Linked DNA regions of Homo sapiens: regions 1 and 3 are each linked to region 2. The links are chromatin contacts, found by Hi-C or POLR2A ChIA-PET in ENCODE. All regions are on one chromosome and are shown on one strand. The core of a region is the stretch at or near the end of the contact, and the rest is flanking DNA. Distances in the headings are between cores, read along the strand shown.

The links. A loop is a pair of places that touch in the nucleus more often than their neighbours do. ChIA-PET counts read pairs that join two places held with the same protein, here RNA polymerase II (POLR2A). Pooled maps may share reads with other maps.
Region 1: a loop to region 2 is called in a map of sigmoid colon, with 9 times the contacts of the local background. The contact joins two enhancer-like sites. A Hi-C loop is called at or near these places in 2 of 168 maps with a recorded cell type or tissue (IMR-90 and sigmoid colon) and 5 of 50 pooled maps. POLR2A ChIA-PET finds 5 or more read pairs at or near these places in 2 of 52 experiments (AG04450 and Panc1).
Region 3: a map of ovary shows a loop between it and region 2 (3-fold over the local background). The contact joins two enhancer-like sites. A Hi-C loop is called at or near these places in 4 of 168 maps with a recorded cell type or tissue (IMR-90, ovary, prostate gland and 1 more) and 6 of 50 pooled maps. POLR2A ChIA-PET finds 5 or more read pairs at or near these places in 1 of 52 experiments (AG04450).

What each region holds. Positions count from the first base shown.
Region 1 is chr10:76,647,220-76,651,795 of GRCh38, reverse strand. No RefSeq gene overlaps it. Among named protein-coding and RNA genes, the nearest start is that of KCNMA1-AS1, 240 kb to the left of the region's middle. Within about 2 kb of position 1,780, at least 3 of the 41 ENCODE cell types and tissues checked have a DNase peak (open chromatin) inside an H3K27ac peak, as active enhancers do.
Region 2 is chr10:76,249,123-76,253,644 of GRCh38, reverse strand. All of the region lies in intron 5 of LRMDA (leucine rich melanocyte differentiation associated), which reads right to left. Among named protein-coding and RNA genes, the nearest start is that of KCNMA1-AS1, 640 kb to the left of the region's middle. RefSeq lists a silencer at 1,380-1,674. Within about 2 kb of position 1,449, at least 6 of the 41 ENCODE cell types and tissues checked have a DNase peak (open chromatin) inside an H3K27ac peak, as active enhancers do; they include ovary and sigmoid colon, where a contact is called at or near this core.
Region 3 is chr10:76,556,992-76,561,179 of GRCh38, reverse strand. It overlaps LRMDA (leucine rich melanocyte differentiation associated), which reads right to left. Exons shown (of 7, transcript NM_001305581.2): 7 at 1,012-3,971. The coding sequence ends at 3,892. Among named protein-coding and RNA genes, the nearest start is that of KCNMA1-AS1, 330 kb to the left of the region's middle. Within about 2 kb of position 2,384, at least 7 of the 41 ENCODE cell types and tissues checked have a DNase peak (open chromatin) inside an H3K27ac peak, as active enhancers do; they include ovary and sigmoid colon, where a contact is called at or near this core.

The DNA.
Region 1 (4,576 bases), core at 531-3,030, 400 kb before region 2:
TCCTGTTGATGAAGTTTTTGTTCCAAAGCTCTGCTGCTTTTTTGTTTCTCATTGCCCCAGCTCAATCCAACTGAGTCCTCCTACCCCTTAATTATAGTGATATATATATCACTATAATATATATATATATATAACCTCTAGTGTGTCTATGATCTATACATGAGCCTTGAGTTCACACTGCTTTGGAGGATGATGTATGTTTCCATGTTTCTGTAAGGACGCATGCCACAGTGTTAATTCAGTATGGGCATTGGTGCCAGGAAGGGAGGTGGACTTGGGATTGCAGAATTTTCCTCCTGAGCCTACCCGGAACCCCCTCCTCAGCCTCCTCTCTATGGACTCCCATCACCCTCAGCTCCATCCATCACAGCTGCAGCTCAGCCTGGTGATGTATTACACTAACATATCATTAGTGCAACGGCAGAGCAAGGAGCTTTGATGATGTATTGGGGCCATACATCATCAGAATGAGTCACTCTGATGATGTATAACTCAAAAGATGGTACTATCCAGGGAAATGTGGACATACCATAAATCAGGGACAATGTTAAAGAAGAAAACTCAGGACAGCCTCGGAAGGAAAATAAAGGTTCAGGGGTCTCCCGCAGTAGGGATTGAGAGGCAAAACTAGTACATTCTTAACGGCTCAGATTGAAGCTTTCTGTTAGCTGTGGCATTCTTAATGACTAAACCAGATCACCAGCATCCCGGGTGACACTTGGATTTCCTTTCCATCTGGAATGTAGTTTGGCTTCTGCCTTCCTGCAAAGCCCCTTGTTTTGACAGAGATACGGAGTCCATCAGATCAAAAGAAAAATGCTCCAGGTCTGCGCTCCATCCGGGTCTTCTTGGATTGCCATCCATTGCAGGGATTGTGGAAGGCTTTTTAGTCTATGATGGTTTAAGCTTACCTTCTCTCTGAAGTGTTCAGCTTTCAGTCATTTATTACTGAAGTTCCATAGACTCATGCAAGAGTGTGAGTTTGACATTAGGTTGAAAATATAAAGCTATAAAGCCAGGGGAGGCCTTGCTGGGCTGCAGGAGTTATAAACAGTTGAGGATTTCTATTTGTCAGTGGGATAGATCTGGACAAAACTTTCTTTGCTTTTCTCTCTTCAAATTAGCCACAAAAAGGAGAGAAGATTCTATAATATTAAACTTAAGGCACAGAAAACAACCCCAACTAGATGTTCATGGGGCCAATTTACCTGATTGGCCTAGAAATATTGGCACTTAGGTCTGGAGTCTGCTGAAACCTACAACATCCTGTCCTCTACCTTTCCACTTGACTCTATCCATAGGGAGATACGTTATGAAAATTGTCAGCCTCCCTCCAATCACCTCAGTTTGGGGGTGTGTGTGGCATTTTCATAATTAAGAGCATAAAACTCTTTGTAACTTTTAAAAGTGATAAAGAAAGTCTTAAGGAAAGGGAGTTGAGAGCCACAGGCAGAAGGGGGAGGTAAGACCACACACAGGCACATGGGGGAAAAAATTAACGTTTGTGTTTAATGCTTTATTCAATGCTGAACTGTCAACTTGAGATCTGAGGCCATAACATACTGGTTCTATCCCTCCACCCATCCAAAATAAAATAAAAATCAAAGCCTAGGTGCTTTGCGACTGCAGAATATCAGAACTCAGCCCTTGGCATATGGGATCCATTATAGGCAAGAACTCTTCCTCCAGGGGTTCCTTCCTCTAGTCCCCACCCACACTCCAGCAGCAAGCAAAGGCTCTTCCAGCCAACCCTGGTCATGTTGCTGTGACTCATTGCCTTTGTTTTATTACAAGCTCCACAGTGGACTCTGTCCTGAAGGGCAGCACAATTGGAGAGCTCTCCTAGGGGGTGCAGGAGAAGGGTTTTGGCCACCATAAAACACAACGTTGCCACTCCCCTCCCTGTGGAAAGGATGGGGGCGGTGGGGGGGCCTCCACCACCTGAACAGCAGTTAAGAGAACAAAATGCTTTCTTTTTTTATTGTTCTCAAATAGCTGTGCCTTCAAAGGCCTTTAAAAGTTGAAACAAAACAGATCTTGCCTCTGCTCTTTATTTATTCTTTGGCGGGGGGAAGGGGAGAAGAATGAAGTTGCTGATAAAGCCAGTACATTTCTTGGGAGTTGTTTATAAAGGAGTTGGCACCGAAAGGGGTCCCATAATGCCTTAGGGACAGTCTTGCCTTAGGGACAGTCTCTCTATGGAAAGGGGGTGGCAGTCACCTGCATCCATCTGCAAGGACTCCCTCTGTCTGCGCAGTGAAGAGTCATGAGGCACAGGCATTGGGCACTCATGATGCCTGGCCTAATGGGAAAGCCAGGGCAATAGCTATTACCAATACCAAGGGATGGGTGGAGGGAACTGTTGAGATCTACATGACAACACAACTCAATGATCAACATTAGCACAAGAAAGAACATAAGAAATTTACCAGAACTATAGTTTGAGCTACTAGGCCAGTCAGCTTCATTCAAGAGTGGTTTGGGCCAAGCTATGTGGCAGTACAACCATTGAGCGACCCTGCAGATTTGGCCCACTGGGCTTGCAGCCCCCATCAGAGCTGTGTGTCCACTCATCAAACCTGCTAGATACTGTGAATGTCAACAGTAAGAGGCATGGCAGAAGCAGTAGCAACAGGTCCCACAATTATTACACACTGTTTATCAGCACTGTGTTAACTACTTGGCTTACATTATATCTCATTCAACCTTAATAATACCTTGAAGGGGTAGTTTTATGCACCCCATTTGCATTAGTCTGTTCTCACACTACTTTAGAAATACCGGAGACTAGGTAATTAATAAAGAAAAGAGCTTTAGTTGGCTCACGGTCCCACAGGCTGTACAGGAAGCATGGCTGGGGAGGCCTCAGGAAACCTACAGTTATGGCAAAGGTGAAGGGGAAGCAGACATATCTTCACATGGCCAGAGCAAAAAGAAGAGAGAGAGAGGGGAGGTGCTACATAATTTTAAACAACCAGATCTCACAAGCACTCACTCACAATCATAAGAGCAGCACGGAAGGGGAAATCCACCCCCATGATCCAGTCGCCTCCCACCAGGCCCCACCACCAACATTGGGGATTACAATTTGACATAAGGTTTGGGCTGGGACACAGACCCAAACCGTATCACCACTTTTAGATGAGAAAACCAAGGCTAGTATCACTGCATATCTGTTCTGCAGTTATGGCTAGTAAGTGCCAGAGGAAGATTTCAATCCAATTTCCTTTGACTCCCAAGATTTCAATTGCCAACATGGTGTGGCCTGCAATGTGGGTCACACCTGCAGTGCTGCCCAACAAGGCCTTGAACCTCTCCATTGCCCCAGCCCCTTCTCAAGCTGCCTGCCTTAGGGGATGGCTCAGACTTCCATTCTAGAAACCATGTCCAACTTCTTTAAAACTTGAAACAACCATTATTCTATTTCAAACTTCCTATTATTTTGTGCATGAATTAAAGAGCAGAGGAATAGTCTTAAATGCCAGAGGCCACTTGCCGAAAGGCGCAAAGTCAAGGAAGAAAACAGCTAAGTGGGTGTGTATGTGGGGGAGCTGCTCTTATTCTTGAGTTTCTCCTATCAGCTCTGGAGCTGGTCTCAAAACTGTGACCTGGTTTTTTGACAATATGTCCACACCTTCTCTACCTTCAGACAGAGAATGTGCCCAGAGTCCAAAGGGCAGCAGAAACATGCAGAGATAAAGCAACTTAACTTTTCCTAAATTACTTGAATCTCCAGAATAAATAATGATAATAATAACAATAAAAACACCCCTGCTATGTTATTTTGTGACCCCTCCCACTTCAACATAATAATAATGCATAGTTTTACAAGATGGAGGTGCAAGAACTAATAAAATATATGGTTTAATTAACTAAACTTATGCTGTAGTCCACATTAGAAGGCCATGATTTAGCACGTACTCTCATCCTCAGGACAGAATAATGCAAACAGCATAATTAAAAGTTGATGAGAAGTATATTTATTGGGCACACAGCAAGAAGAGACATCTAGATTTATGATACATAAAGTAAACCTTTAGTTTACAATATAATTAATATTTTTAAAACCACAGTGTGCATATAATGCAGCCAAAGAGTCCTCTTCCATGGAAGGATAATTTCTTTGGTGCTGATCTTGGCCCCATTTAATAGTAAATTATGTTCCTGAACATATACAAATGTAACATGATCTATTATGATCTAGAGATGATGCTCATTGAGATGTCTACAGCTATGATAGATCATGGTTGTATGTCTCTGAAGACATGGAGGATGGCTGAAGGGCCAATTATTTATCTGTGGCATGAATTCCATGGCTATTAGTCACACACGCAGTGATGCAAAATGTGGGTATGCTACTACATTTTAATCAATCCCTGCTCAAGAAAACCCTTCGTTAGCACAGACCTGAGGATATCAGGAATTTGCAGTGGAAGAGGTGAGCTTTATAAAAGCAAGGGGGTTGGGTTAGAAGGACAGGCTCAGAGTCCCAGAAAGCACCCAACATCCACATTGGTTTTGAGGACTCCCAGCATTTATGAGCTTGGGCTACAGGTTCAATGTCAAGTAATCCTCT
Region 2 (4,522 bases), core at 200-2,699:
AAAATTATGTTAAATATATGATATATGAGCACGTTGAAAAGATAGTAGCAACTTTTAAGAGCTAGTACATCTTTTTACCTAGAATGAGCTAGGCCAAATCAATCTCTCTCTCTCTCTCTCTCTCCCCCTCTCTTCTCCACTCCCTTTCTCTCTCTCTCTCTCCCTCCCTGCCTTCTAGCTCTGTCTTTTAGAAACAGTTATTCAGCTGGTAGATCAGTGAGACCATAAACATTATAAATTGATTTCAATAAGACATCTAACAAAAATCCCCCATGATATTGCTTTGCAACAAATAAAATAAATGAGATGCAATTCATAGCAGATCAATTAACTACATCAAAAAAATGTTGATCCATGAATCAATGTCCTTAAACCTACCCACAGGACTCTATCCTTGCCTCCAGACTGTTGAATAAAACCCAGAAATCTGTTCTAACAATAGGCTAAACCCAAAGACCCATAATATGCAAAACAAAGCAAAAGTACCCACTTAGATCTGAAAACTCAATTTCCCAAGCAAGGGATGGGAGAGTTTTGCTGGGCAGTCGCTTATATAAAAATAAAAGCCCAGAAAGCACTGGTTGACTCTGAGCTATGTTACAATAACACACGGCAGATGCCTGGCCTCCCTGGAAGTTGCCCCGCTCATACACAACTGTCTGCATGTCCTGGGTGGGATGCGGGATGAAATGTTTCTTCCAATCCTCAGGTTCCACGAGTCTAATATCAATATGAATTCCTGCCTGGTGACCTGTGTGAGTATTGCTCAACAACTGTAGAGGAAGAATTGCAGAAAACGAAGGCGATTACAAGTTTTTCTAAAGCCACTGATTTTATCACAAGCCACATACAGAAACCTTCCCAATATCTGCTAATTACCAAAAGGTAGTGATCCTCCAATATCTAGCAGTAGGACACACACCCCAGCTGACCAAACCATGAGTTTAAGACAGGCAGAAAAACCTAACATCTCCCTACCATGACAAAGGCAACTAGAATTGCCAAATCCTATACACAAAACATTTAATTTATAACAGTTAAAACCTGGCCTCTGACCAAGTCCAAAAGAACTATGTCTTATTTCACTTGCTCTTGAATATGTCTCTTTCAGAGATAAATGGCTCTGCTCTTGGCCAGTCCTCCCCTCTGTGTGGTGTTTTGTTTAGCTGGGCTTATGACAAGCCAAGAGTTGATGCATCTGCTTGAATGTGTAATTTACCTCTCTGGTCAACTTAGCTTTTTTTTCCTTGACAATATTATGTCAAACAATCACATCACAACTGGCTCTGATCTCTTTGTTGTTAGCTAATAAATTAAAGAGTATTTATTATCTGCAATCCTTTTTTCCTCTTTTAATGGTGACACATTTGTGGTGAATTACAGGGCAGCTTTATAAACTAGGCTCCAGGCCAGTCTCAGGCCCTGCGTCCATGTGAACGTTCCTTCTCCCGGTTGGCCTCCCGGACTGGTGGTAAATCAAGGCAGCTGTCACAGTACACTAAGTTAGTGTGCGTCATTGGGGAGAGCAGGAAGCGTTGGGGGTATAATTCTGTCCATCAAACTAATATGTTATATCAGTAGCTTTGTAATCTTCTGCCATAACTTATGGGAAGTGACACCTAAGAATTCACTTTGAAGGCAATGTGTTTCTTAGACTTTAAGTCAAAACAGACCCGATTCACAGCAACAGTTCCTCTGTTTACATGAGTGGATTTCTAGTGCCGGGGAACCAGGTCCCTATCAATGTGGCAGTATTTAACACGCTCCACCACCGGCTGGACTCTGTTTACAGCCCTCACGGCAGGATTTGTAAACTTTTCAAACAGGGTTTCTTCTCTTCTTGTTACCCTTGCCTTAACCTCCAGTAGCGGGATAGATAAACATGCTCCTTGAATGTTATCATGACAAAGCAAACCTCTGACAGATGGGAATGAATGGGTGACCCATTTCCCTTGTCCGGTCCCCTTCAACCTTTGTCTTGACAAATGTGGGAAATGGCTCTGGAGGACAGAAGAATACTCACACCGCTATGATAGCACTGTCAGCTTTGTGCTGTTGCTAAATGTCCACATGATACTTAGAAGCGACGGGAGGGCCGGGCGCGGTGGCTCACGCCTGTAATCCCAGCACTTTGGGAGGCCGAGGCGGGTGGATCATGAGGTCAGGAGATCGAGACCATCCTGGCTAACAAGGTGAAACCCCGTCTCTACTAAAAATACAAAAAATTAGCCGGGCGCGGTGGCGGGCGCCTGTAGTCCCAGCTACTCGGGAGGCTGAGGCAGGAGAATGGCGTGAACCCGGGAAGCGGAGCTTGCAGTGAGCCGAGATTGCGCCACTGCAGTCCGCAGTCCGGCCTGGGTGACAGAGCGAGACTCCGTCTCAAAAAAAAAAAAAAAAAAAAAAAAAAAAAAAAAAAAAGAAGCGACGGGAGATAACCTTCAATGGACAGTGTGCTTTTCTAAGTCATGATATCAGTGTGACCAGACTTAGACCATACGTCCTCTGAAAGCAATGCGTTATTTTCTAGGATTTGCTGTTGGATTGTCCCTGTCTTCCCCCACTCTCTCTTCCTTGGCTGTTTTTCTCAGCAGGCCAATGAGAGAAGCCCTTTGGGGAAGATTAAGTAGTTTTGTGAGCTGCCATCTGATGGAAAAGAAATCTACAAGAACTGTTCAAAGGAGCTCTTCCTCCCCCAGGCACAAGACTAAATATGCACAGTAAAGAAATTTGAAAAATGCCTGCCCTTGCCATCCCCAATACCCCTCTGATTGATAGCAGAGAGGGTTTGCTATGATAATTCTACTTTGACAGGTCCCAGGCATAAATCCCACAAAGTTGTTGCTCTAGTTTGACAACCTTGGAGGGCTCCAGTTAGGAACAGGAAACAGGCCTCTATTTTTCACCCTCAATGCTCCTTCAGGTGCAAAGAAAAGACTGTATGGAAAAAATAATTTCTTATCTAAGGGGGAAACCAAATTCAAAGCAGTTTTAATACTTATTCATCAGAAAGAATGTCCAATGGAGAAAAATGTGACCTCAGTCCTGCTTCTTCAAACTTAAATTGAAATGCTCCAAATACGAGATTTGAAACCTATTCATGATGAGAAACGGATACCCTTTTTTCATTTTTTGGTTTTCCAAAGTTATGTTAGTATTCTCCTTCAAGGTCAGCCTAGAAATGTATCATAATATTTTATAAAAATCATTACTTACAAATGAAAGTACATACATATCATAACATCCATAATTTATCATCAAAGCTTGCAATGTGCCACCCTCTGTATCCCATTATATCCACTCAATTCTCATAACCACCTTAAATGAGTAGAGTCTCAATTTATAGGAATGCAGTTAAAAAGAGAGTCAAACTAATGAATTTTTTCCAGGATACATCTTTCAATCTTGCTTCACAATATGCCAGGGGATCTTTGGGAATCAGTGCACCTTCCCTCTCCCCTTCTCCAGCTGAAGAATGATAACTCAGCAATGAGAACCTTAGTCATGAAATCATATTCAACTGTGTTAAATGAAAAATTTGTGGCCCAGTGAGGTGGCTCACACCTGTAATCCCAGCACTTTGGGAGGCCGAGGCAGGTGGATCACCTGATGTCAGGAGTTCAAGACCAAGGTGGCCAACATGGCGAAACCTCATCTCTACTAAAAATACAAACAAAATTAGCCAGGCGTGGTGGCACATGCCTGTAATCCCAGCTACCCAGGAGGCTGAGACAAGAGAATCACTTGAACCTGGGAGGCTGAAGTTGCAGTGAGCTAAGATCATGCCATTGCACTCCAGCCTGGGCAACAAGAGTGAAACTGTCTCAAAAAATAAATAAATACATAAATAAATAATTTGTGGTTTGCTGTAAGTTAACTAGGCAAATAAATTAAACAGAACCATTCTCCAAGCATTTTAGTCGATCTACCTGGAAATGCAGTATTGTGACCTATTAAAAAATATTAAGTGATCAAACCCAGGCAAATATTTAAAAAGAAGCAATATTTTCTGTTTCTTTAAAACTTGTCAGAAGGTGAATATTTTCCTTCCAATGTCTGCCTCTTTGAATGTGAGACACAGTTTTCTCTTGGCTGTAGGATTCCATTCTAATATTAAGAAAGGGTTCATAAAGCTCTGATACCATAAGAGTGGATTCCTCTTCCTTCATGGGTGCCATCGGAGTTCTGCAGAAGGTCTGCACCTACTGAGAGCTGACGACAACAGGGAAGAAAGAATCCAGTCTTGGAACACTCAGCAAAAGTTGGTTCTTTAATTTAATAGGACTAAAACACAAGGACTTCACCCTGGATCATGAATTGAACCTCCTTTTCTAGGGTATTTTATGACAGAAGCATCTCACTGAGAATCTAGCCACCCGCTAGGAGTACTCAAGCATAGCTTTGCCAAGAAAGTCGGTGAGGAAAGCAAGAATAGAAAACAGCAAGCTGCCCATAAAAATGGGGAGTAATATCTGAGTTTTTTTAAGTCATAGAGCAGCTTGAGCAAATCTCAAGAAAAAGAAAC
Region 3 (4,188 bases), core at 1,135-3,634, 310 kb before region 2:
ACTCCTATCCATGAAGATGCCACATTTTAATTCTGCTGCATTCTGTCTCTTGGCATAATCCCATTTATTGCCATTTATATCATTCCTACTATAGCAACTCTCCCCCATACACATTCCATACTTAGAATTTCCCCTACTGTTTCTTAGCAAAATTCCCTTGTCCCAGGTTGGTTGTTCTCTGGGCCACATTCCAAGATACTCTAGAAGAATTAGCATGTGCTTATATGATAATATGCACAAATAACACAATTTATGACCTATCCCAACCACAAAGTGACAAATTAACACTTAGCATTATAATTACCCAAAGGATGGGAACTCCCAATGCTGGGAAATTTCAGGTAGACTTGTAGGAAGACAATATTTTGAACAGTGGTTGTGGCTTTCAATGTTCTTTGGGTCATTTGAGGGGTTGCTGATGCATTAGAAGAAGTAATACACAACACTGTACCACAAGCCGATGGTCCAGTTGTCATATAAACAGGTAATCAACATTCTTTGTGCTTCTCTGGTGTCATTTTCCTTTCCAGGTCTTACTCATAACAGTCAGTTTCCTGCATGGTATTTGAACAACTTAGAGAGAATCGAGTAATGGTAGCGCCCTTCTTCAGTGAAGGTTTCTTCCTGGAAACAGAACCGGAAGAAGCAAGTGGTCAAAGGTCACATTGGATCAGCTACAATGATGGACAGCAGGGAAGAGTCTCAATGGGTACTATTGTGTCCACGCTGGGCATTACCTGTGTTGCAGCCACACAGACCTGATTTAGGCTGCCCTTGCAAGTAGCAAGTACTAAACACCATTATTGTTTTGATGAAAAGGGTCCTGTGGATTGTTTTTGGTCTGCATGTTAACAAAGAAAAGAAGAAAGACAGCCAGGTTATTTCTTGAAAACAGCAAGAAAGACATTTTTCCCTTGAAAATGTACAAGATACATCTCCGCTGGAAACACACACATGCACACACACACACACACACACACAAACAAATGAAAAATCCTTTCATCCAGAATCTGTGGTTTGCTTTCTTTTATTCCTTAGTATACATGAGTATGTGAAAACACACAACACTCAGACATGCAGCCTGATCAAGTGATAATCTCTTATAATGTGCTTCTATTTAAAGCAACAAACAGATGGAGGGTTTATGAGTGAGGCTGGTAAAAGTAAAAGCAAATGACTGCAATAGTTGTACTTTTAATAGGATTCCCCACAATCCAAGACATTATTCCCTGAGGAACAAATTGTTCTTTAAAATTATGTTACTTAGGAAAGAGACAGTCGTCCTGACATTGCTGAGGCAACAGAGAGCTGCAGGACAGCCTTGAATTGCCGAGGTCTCTCCACTCAAGTCAGTGTCCTAGGGGAGGAAAGACAGTGATGTCAGGCACCACAATCCCCAAAGAACAAGCTCAGTGGAATAGGATAAAAGGAAGAAAGACCAAAGGGTAAAGGGGGTACAAAACATGTCTGGGCCCTGATTGAATTTATTACTTTCTACTTCTCAACTTTGAAAAACAAGGTTTGGGAAATTCCTACAGATTTAGGATAAACATGCAACATGGGTTCTACCTCTGCCAATTCAGACCAAAGTCTAGCTCTAGCACAGCAAATTTTGGTTAACACACAGTGGAACTGTAACCAACCCAGCACTTCATTATCACTATCCCTGCTTAAGAGAAACAAAGCTGACTATAATTCTATCAATAAGATGAATATACCTTAGTGATGGCCTTTAGGTAATTTATAATTAAAGCTAATCTTAATTAAAGTTATTACACCATTCTGGAAGAAAATAAACAACCCAAAGAGAGGGAAACAATGTGGTCAATAACTCACTCCAAAAATATGTTTTGCCTCCAAAGCTCACATTGAGGGAGACATTCCTGCGCATGATACAAATGGTTCTGACATTAAAAAAAGTAAACAAGTAAGAAAAATAAAGATGGAAAAATTCTGTGGTCAGTTCACAAGTGCTTTTTTATTGTTTGAGGCAGGGTTAAAGCCTTTTATAAAGACAAGGATATATGTGTGGCTAGATTGGATATGACATCTGACTCGTCTAGCTGCCCTTGCACAGAATTCTGGCTGCCCATATTATGCCAGGGAGAAAACATGTGTTGATGCTTCTAAACAATGACCCAGGGTGGGACCAAATGCAGATAATTTAAAGCATTTTTCCAGTGCTGTTTTGTAGATCAAACAGAGAAAAGGTACTCAAATCCAGTTACTAATGGATTTGAGAGATAAATGCAAACATTCAACATTCTCCAATTTTTCATGGTTTTGAGGATTTTAATGTTAACTTGTCTAAAGAACTGATTAACAAAGGTTGTGTAATCTCAAACAGGGACTCCTGCCAGCCTCAATACATGTCATTCAAGGCCTGTGTTGACTCAGTGGGCCAGAGGCTATGTAAACGGGCTAGAGCTGAGAAAGTAGGTTCTCCTTGGGCAGCTTAGGGATTCTGAGTCCCCATAGTTTTACAATAGCAGCTCCTAGTCCCTCAGTATCTATAACTTGGAGGGATTCTCTTTCAGGTTTTGCTGTCATCAAACTGACCTAATACTGGGAGGACAATGAACACTTGGTCTAAATGGAAGAAGCAGAAAAATAAACACTATCGTGTCAAGAACAATCAATCAACCTTTTGAACATCTTCTAGAGTGATTTGACTGGTGCACCAGCAAGTTAGATAAACTTTGAGTCACCCAACTAGCAATGATCACACTTATGTTCCTTGTGACATTAGTGCTAGTGCACAGCCAAGCATACAGGAAGACAGAGCACTGTCTCACAACCTGTGGATTTGATTTCTGAGAGGTCATGACAAAGATGCAAAATCCAAAAGGTTTGTGCCTTCTATAAAAACTCTTTGGTCTGGTGGGTGTTTTCAACAGTCTTAATTTTGTTTTTTAACCTCCTGACCCTTCACTCTATCTTTCATCACCTCACTCCCTTTAAATAGCACCCAAAGGAGCAAGCCAGCCCCACGCACAAGTATGGCCACAGGCATCACTGGAAGTGTGTACGGTTAAAAATAAATTAATAAATAAGAGTCCCTGGTGCAACCAAACCCTCATGCTGAGAAAGATGCCTTATGCCTTACACTGCATCATATTCAGGGCAAGAAGTGGATTTAGAGTTGAATGAAACAAGATAAAAGTCCACGCTTTTGTAGTCAGGGATTTAGGGAAAGCTATTTACGCCAATAAAGGGATTGTAGCAACATGAAGCCAGCCATAAATGTATGACCTGGCTGGGAAGTTATACCTTGTTCTCCGAAAAACTGCAAACTGAAATGCACCACCTGTCATAAAATCGATGCTAAAGGAAGGTGGAGGGGAAGAGACGGGAGCTATGTATATGCAGAATACAGGACGTTAAGATTTAAAAGGAGTGAGGGAGAATGGCCATCCCCTAAACTGTGACTATTTCACTAAAAATAAGCCCACAGCACGATGGTATCAGAGGGATTTCAATTCAATAGGCGAGCTGAGGACAGTCTTTCTCACTTGACTGCAGCCACTGAGCATGTCCAGGGAGGCCCCAGGTGTGACCTCTGCTCCCCTGTGAGCAGTGGCAGGACCAGGCAATCTATCATGGTGTTCATGCTGTCAGCCCTGTTGCTTTGCCACCGCTGTCTGTCACCCTGGTGGATGAGACCTGCTTAAGGGCAATCATGTCAATCTCTATGTGACCACTCAGTCTAAGGCAGAAGGATCATCTTGACAGGCCTGGCAAAGTCAGCGGAAGGTACCAAAAGCTGAAGTCATAGCTTTTCCCAAAGAGAGGCAATGTGGGCTATTGTTTTTTCTTTAGCGTTTTCTTTATTTTTGATTTCCCTTTTGATTTTATTTTCATGAAATGGGTGAAGGTATACAGAAGTTGGCTTCAGAGCTGGTCATCTCGGATAAACCTGTTGCCCTCTGAGTTTTTCCCATAGTAAACGTAGCGACACTTCCCCAGGACACCTGCAAATAAAAAGACACACATCATTACAGGTGGCACACTTAGCATAGCAGGGAAACACAGGTGCTGAAAAGCAGACATGCAAGATAATCATAGATCCAATGGGCAGCAGAAAGTGGATGAAGCTCCAGAAGGGAAGAACTCTCCCTTTTTGTCCTCACAGACAAGAAGATTCTGTCAACCTCAGAGTTGACATTGAAATAAAATGTCACTACAAGT